Linked DNA regions of Homo sapiens: region 1 is linked to region 2. The links are chromatin contacts, found by Hi-C or POLR2A ChIA-PET in ENCODE. All regions are on one chromosome and are shown on one strand. The core of a region is the stretch at or near the end of the contact, and the rest is flanking DNA. Distances in the headings are between cores, read along the strand shown.

Evidence for each region. A loop is a pair of places that touch in the nucleus more often than their neighbours do. ChIA-PET counts read pairs that join two places held with the same protein, here RNA polymerase II (POLR2A). Pooled maps may share reads with other maps.
Region 1: a loop to region 2 is called in a pooled map, with 4 times the contacts of the local background. The contact joins the promoter of MIEF1 here to the enhancer-like site in region 2. A Hi-C loop is called at or near these places in 2 of 50 pooled maps. POLR2A ChIA-PET finds 5 or more read pairs at or near these places in 4 of 52 experiments (K562, Panc1, WTC11 and 1 more).

What each region holds. Positions count from the first base shown.
Region 1 is chr22:39,500,719-39,503,677 of GRCh38, reverse strand. MIEF1 (mitochondrial elongation factor 1) reads right to left here and starts at 1,388. Exons shown (of 6, transcript NM_019008.6): 1 at 1,241-1,388. It overlaps LOC105373035 (a long non-coding RNA gene), which reads left to right and starts at 1,518. Exons shown (of 3, transcript XR_938263.4): 1 at 1,518-1,644; 2 at 2,086-2,414. RefSeq lists a silencer at 990-1,099 and enhancers at 607-1,106, 1,200-1,249, 1,107-1,608.
Region 2 is chr22:39,265,495-39,268,585 of GRCh38, reverse strand. No RefSeq gene overlaps it. Among named protein-coding and RNA genes, the nearest start is that of PDGFB, 22 kb to the right of the region's middle. RefSeq lists enhancers at 1,516-1,785, 1,966-2,045. Within about 2 kb of position 1,807, at least 7 of the 41 ENCODE cell types and tissues checked have a DNase peak (open chromatin) inside an H3K27ac peak, as active enhancers do.

The DNA of each region.
Region 1 (2,959 bases), core at 139-2,638, 240 kb before region 2:
AATCATATTTTGCCCATACGGTTGGCATAAGCACTAAATGAGTTTAATGTATGTGAATATGTTTAGAACAGCACTTGGCACACACGAAGCACTCTATCAACAGCAGATATTATTAGTAGCACCTAGCCAGGTTTGTAAATGCTCAATAAATAATTACATTTAAGTATAAACTGCCACTGCCTTCCTTCAGTAACAATAAACCCTTACACAAGCATATCTGTAAAGTGCTTTGTTGCCCATGACCACATTTAAATTAAGAATCTAGAAGGTGGTCAGGGTTCTTAGTAACAGTAAATGCTTATTGCATTATATTGCACTATATACAACGTGCAATGTTCGAAGCATGTCTCACATAACAACTCATTCTGTCAGCTACCCTAGGGGTCAACATTACCCCATTTTAAGTGGAGGAAACAATCTCCCAGAGGGAAGTAACTTGCCCGCGGGCCCACAGCTGTCAAGGGGAGGGCTGCACTCCTGACCCCAACTCTGCCTGCCTCTGGAATGAGTTACCCTTTGCTGGAGCCGGACCGTGTGTACAGCACTTCTGGGTGCTCCACGAACTTTCCCAGCACAGCGCTTGGCACATACAAGGGGCTCAAAATTATGCGTAACGGAGAGAATTTCACAACGTCCCTATGTGGAAGAAATGATCACCTCCGTTTCAGAAATAAAGAAATGACACCAAGTGGGGGAAGTATTTGGCTGGAAAAAAAGATTGGACTTTGGGCCCAAAGTCCGCGAGCCCTTAGCCTCCGGCCTTGCTAACTTCCTGCGCAAGCTTGAGCAAGCCACCATCCCTGCCCATTTTTCCTCAACTGTTTAAGAGATCCCTCGGCCCTAAGGACCTCCCGATGCAGAAAATCAACAGAAGTGTTTGATGCTGTAAAAGGCGACTGTCACGGCGAGGGCTGTAACTACAAGGTCGCTGGGCGACTGGGCGGCTGAGCCCCAGCCAGTCTGCACTTCACCAACCGTGGGGGCCGGGCCGGGGTGCGGAGGCCCAGAGGCCAGGGCAGGCCTGCTTCGGGGCACTGGAGGTCTCCGAGGTTGGGGCGGGGCGGGGCAGCCGAGGGGTCTCCCAGGGGAAAGTCCAGGGCGGGATGGGGCGAGACCCCCGGCTGCATGCTGGTATCCTGACTCCGGGCCGCATGCGAGGCGCCGGCAGCAGCCTGAGAGGAGGCGCTGCAACCTCCCCGCCGCCCAGCCGCCGGCGGCCCTCATTCCTTCTCTCACTCACCCGCAGGCCGTGCGCGCTACCACTCCGCAGGACTCGCCTCTGGCCGGGTACCTCTCCCCGGGTCACCCATCAACATGGCCCCTTCACTTCCGGGACACGACCTTGCGCACGGAGCTGCGAAGGGGCTGAAGGGAGCACGAGGGCGAGTGGAGGCGGAGGGACTTCCGGTCTTCTCCAAGCTCTCTCTCGGGCCCCGCCCCCTGCGCATGATTCCGCCCCCCAATCCTGAGCCCCGCCTCCGTGTGTGACCTCACCAAGGGACTGGCCTGCAGAGGCCACTCGCGCCCCGCCCCCAGAGGACTCCGGTGTCCGGGTCCGGCTGTGGGTACCGGGGTGGTCCCGATGCTGGCAGAAGTTCAGAGGGCAGGAGGTAGCCTCGCTGTCCAACAAGGCTGCCGCACCGGGTAGGCCCCTCACCTGCTGGCAACCCCTTAGCCTGTCGGGGTACCTGGCCAGCCTCCTGTACTGTATATGCTGATCTCTGGCTGGGGCCCTGGGGTACCTGAGGGAATTCTAACACTAATATTCAGAGCTCCTCAAAACCCATTTTCTCAGATCGCCTTCTTTTCATCCCTCCATGCTGTTCCTACTCCCCAGGCCCCATGGCTTCTGGCAAACTCCTACCCTTCCTTCAAAGTCTACCTCAAATGCCCCCCTTCACTGGGAAATCTCTCCCAGCCCCTTCCTCGCCTCCCTCTAACACACTCACGTGCCTTCTTTGGGCCCCACGGAAATGTCTGCACATCTTACGCCTCATAATCTGTTCAACAACAAAACGTATTTCTTGGCGCCTACCATATGCCAGGCACTGTAATTTATCCATTTGCTTCTCTGTCTCTCACTAGATTTGAGGACGGAGGCCGTGTCTCTATGGAAGCTCCCTCCCCCAACTGCCTCCCTCCATGCCTGGCTCTGCCAAGCCCAGGGCCTGGGGCTTTGGAGTCCGGGGCCACCGGGGCCACCGCTGGCTCCTAGTTCCAGTTCCACCACTTAGGGACAGCTGCCCTCTGCCAAGTTTCCTAACCTCACCCAGCCTTGGGGCTGTGGTGAGGATTAAAAGGTAATATCTACCAGTAGAGGGGTGGGCAATTGCAGAATAGTCAGGCTATCTGATAAAAGGACGAGAACCAGGAGAAGAACATTGCAGGGAAGAGCATTTCAGGCCTCCCCCCAGGTAAGCCTTTAAGCTCAGCGTGGTCTAGGAGCCACAGGGAGAAAGCCAGTGCTTTCGCAGCTGAGTGAGCAGGAGCTGGGAAAGAGGCCAGAGGGGAGGCCCTTACCAGAACTGGGAGGGAGATGGCGGGTGCAAAGGAACCACAGCAGGGTTCAGAGCCAAGAAGTGCTGGGATCTGACTTCCCTTTCAATGGGATCTGTCTGGCTTGAGAATAACGGAATGGAACCAGGGCTGAGGCAGGGAGACCAATCAAGAGTCTGTTGCAGGGCTGGGCACGGTGGCTCACGTCTGTAATCCCAGCACTTTGGGAGGCTGAGGTGGGCGGATCTACTTGAGGTCAGGAGTTCGAGACCAGCCTGACCAACATGGTGAAACCCCATCTCTACTAAAAATACAAAAATTAGCCGGGAGTGGTGGCATTGTACCTGTAATCCCAGTTACTTGGGAGGCTGAGGCAGGAGAATTGCTTGAGCCTGGGAGGCAGAGGTTGCAGTGAGCCAAGATCACGCTACTGTACTCCAGCCTGGGCGACAGAACAAGACTC
Region 2 (3,091 bases), core at 558-3,057:
GAAAACCAGGACCCTGCCCTTAGAGCTGATAGATGTCACCCTCTGCCGGCCCACCTGTCCCCAGGTGGGATGCAAATGAGAAGCCATGCAAACGAACACCTCACATTGCATATAACCAAATGCGGAGGTGGGTGAGGATATACCCTTCTTCCCATCATGCCTTGTGGTAGAAACGCCTGGAGGGCACAGGCTTTGACTGTCCATTGCCGGGTCTCTGGAGCCCGGACCTGCGCCTGGCACACAGTGGGTTCACCTTCTCTGTTGAATCGAATGAATGAATGAAAATGATTAGATGGAAGCATGATGACAGAGATAGGCGAGAGACAGAGGAAGGAGCGTGGGCATGGCTAACCGGCTGAGTGGCCATGAGCAGTGTATGTCACCTCCTGGGGCTTCTCTGCTCCTCTGTAGACCAGGCATGGCTCAGGTCCTTAGAAAAGCAACTGGGTTGAGTCAGAAGCATATCACACATGGCTTGCTGACCCAGGAATTCCATGCCAGCCAAGGAGCAACCCCTAAATATGGAAAAAGGAAAGCTATCTGTAGAAAGATATTAATCGAAATATATTATTTATAGCTTCGAAAAACTGGAAATAACTGAGATTTCCAACAATGAGGGAATGGCAAAATAAACCATGGAATATGGTTTGACAAAATATTAGGCAGCCAATAAAAATGAGGTTCAGAGAAGAGGAAAAAGAAACGAGATTACAGAGAGTGAAAGAACTAGAAAAGTGGCCATGATATAATGGCAGGTCAAAAAGGCAGGATACCACCTTTTTTTTTTCTTTTAATATACAGTATGACCTCAGCCCCATTTTTTTTTTAAAGTCCTCAAACAAAAAACTATGGAAGGAAATACATCAAACCTTAACAATGATTGTCTCTGGGTGGTGGGGCTGTGGGTGGTGATTTTTCTTCCTTATTTTGACTTTTCTGCAATTTTTAGATTTTCATAAATGAACATGTATTGTTGCTTTTATGGTAAAGATATTAAAAATGATTTTTTTTTGACGGAGTCTTGCTCTGTCGCCCAGGCTGGAGTGCAGTGGCATGATCTTGGCTCACTGCAACCTCCGCCTCATAGGTTCAAGTGATTCTCCTGCCTCAGCCTCCCGAGTAGCTGGGACTACAGGCGTCCGCCACCACTCCTGACTATTTTTTTTTTGCATTTTTAGTAGAGACAGGGTTTCACCATATTGGCCAGACTGGTCTCGAACTCCTGACCTTGTGATCCGCCCACCTCGGCCTCCCAAAGTGCTGGGATTACAGGCATGAGCCACTGTGCCCGGCCAAGACATTAAAAATGAAAAAAAAAAATCAAAGGAATTCGGGGTGGGGATGGGGTGGATGCTGTCTGTGCTCTGCCCTCGAGTCTCTGAGAGGGAGTTGGCATCAGGGAAGGTTCTAGGCTTGGAGGTGGCAGCCAGGTGTCAGGGGCTGCCTGTGTGATCCTGGGCAGATCCCTTTAGGCCTCAGTGGCACATCCTGTCAGATGGGGCCTGGTCACCTACTTTTCTTTTTTCTTTTGGAGAAAGGGTCTCATTCCTGTTGCCCAGACTGGTGTGCAGTGGCATGCCATCATGGCTCACTGCACTCTTGACTTCCCGGCTCAGGTGATCCTCCCACCTCAGCCTCCTGAGTAGCTGGAACTACAGGTTTGTGCCACCACACCCGGCTAATTTTTTGTATTTTTAGTAGAGACAGGGTTTCACCATGTTGCCCAAGCTGGTCTTTAAACTCCTGGCCTCAAGTGATCCGCCCACCAGCCTCCCAGAGTGCTGGGATTACTGACGTGAGCCACTGCATCTGCACCCGGGCCTCTGGCCACCTATTTGACAGAGCGTGTAGCAAGAACAGGAAGGGAACGTGGCTGAAAACAGTATCGTTGTTAGTTCTTAGGAAGGCCAGTTCTGTTTTCAGACACCCGGAAAGATGTCAGCGTTCTTACTGGGGTGTCCCTGGGAGTATTTTTAGTCCCAGAGGTACAGATGTTCCTGACTCATTTTGGAAAGTAGAACTGGGGTGATCTCTAGACACGCATCACTCTGTGTGGGAGGGGCATGGCCAGGAAGTCAGAGTCCTGGGTTCTAGGGCTGGCTCTTCCCATACTGCTGTGTGATCTTAGACGAGTCACTCAGGCTTCCTGGGCCTCAGCTTCCCCTGTGCAATGGGCTTTGGACACAGAGATCACTAAGATGAATAAACTCTCTGTTTAAACGAGGCCTTCTCCCCCAGGCCCTAAGGGGCAGGAACCCAGGAGTCTGAGAGTGAGCCCCTTACCGGCTGTGGTCCCCAGAAACTTTTTTTTTTTTTTTTCTTGAGACGGAGTTTCACTCTTGTTACTCCAGGCTGGAGTGCAGTGGCACAATCTCGGCTCATTGCAACCTCTGCCTCCCGGGTTCAAGCGATTCTCCTGCCTCAGCCTCCCGAGTAGCTGGGACTACAGGCGCGTGCCATCACGCCCTGCTAATTTTTGTATTTTATTAGAGATGGGGTTTCATGATGTTGGCCAGGATGGTCTTGATCTCTTGACCTCATGATCCACCCGCCTCGGCCTCCCAAAGTGCTGGGATTACAGGTGTGAGCCACTGTGCCCAGCCTCCCAGAACCTTCATATGTGTCCTGTTACCTTATTTCCAGCCACCCTTCCCTAGGGGAGTATGTATGTGTGTAAGGGTATGTGTGTGTGGGTCTATGGAAACTCAGTTCACCATGATGGGATCACCTTGTTTCCCTGGACCTCCTCAATGGTATTCCACTGCTCGGAGTGTCTAGTGGTGGGGGAGGATGGAGGCTGCCTCGGAGCAGGTGGTGTGTCCAGGAAGAGAGTGCCTGTGATGGACCGGACGCCCGTCCGTGTGGTGTGCACACACATCCCCAGCCCGCGCGAGCAGGGAGCTGTGATGGGGCCCGGGGAGTTTCTGGCTACCCTTGTCCTTGGTGCCATGAGGAACCTCAGAAAGGACTCAGTCCTGAGCACTCCCAGGCTCCCACTCTGACACATGTAGTAGATGTGTGCGACAAGCACATCACGTCCCTGTAGACGCAGCTCAAAGCCTAATCATGGTGCATGCACTTTCTGTGCTTT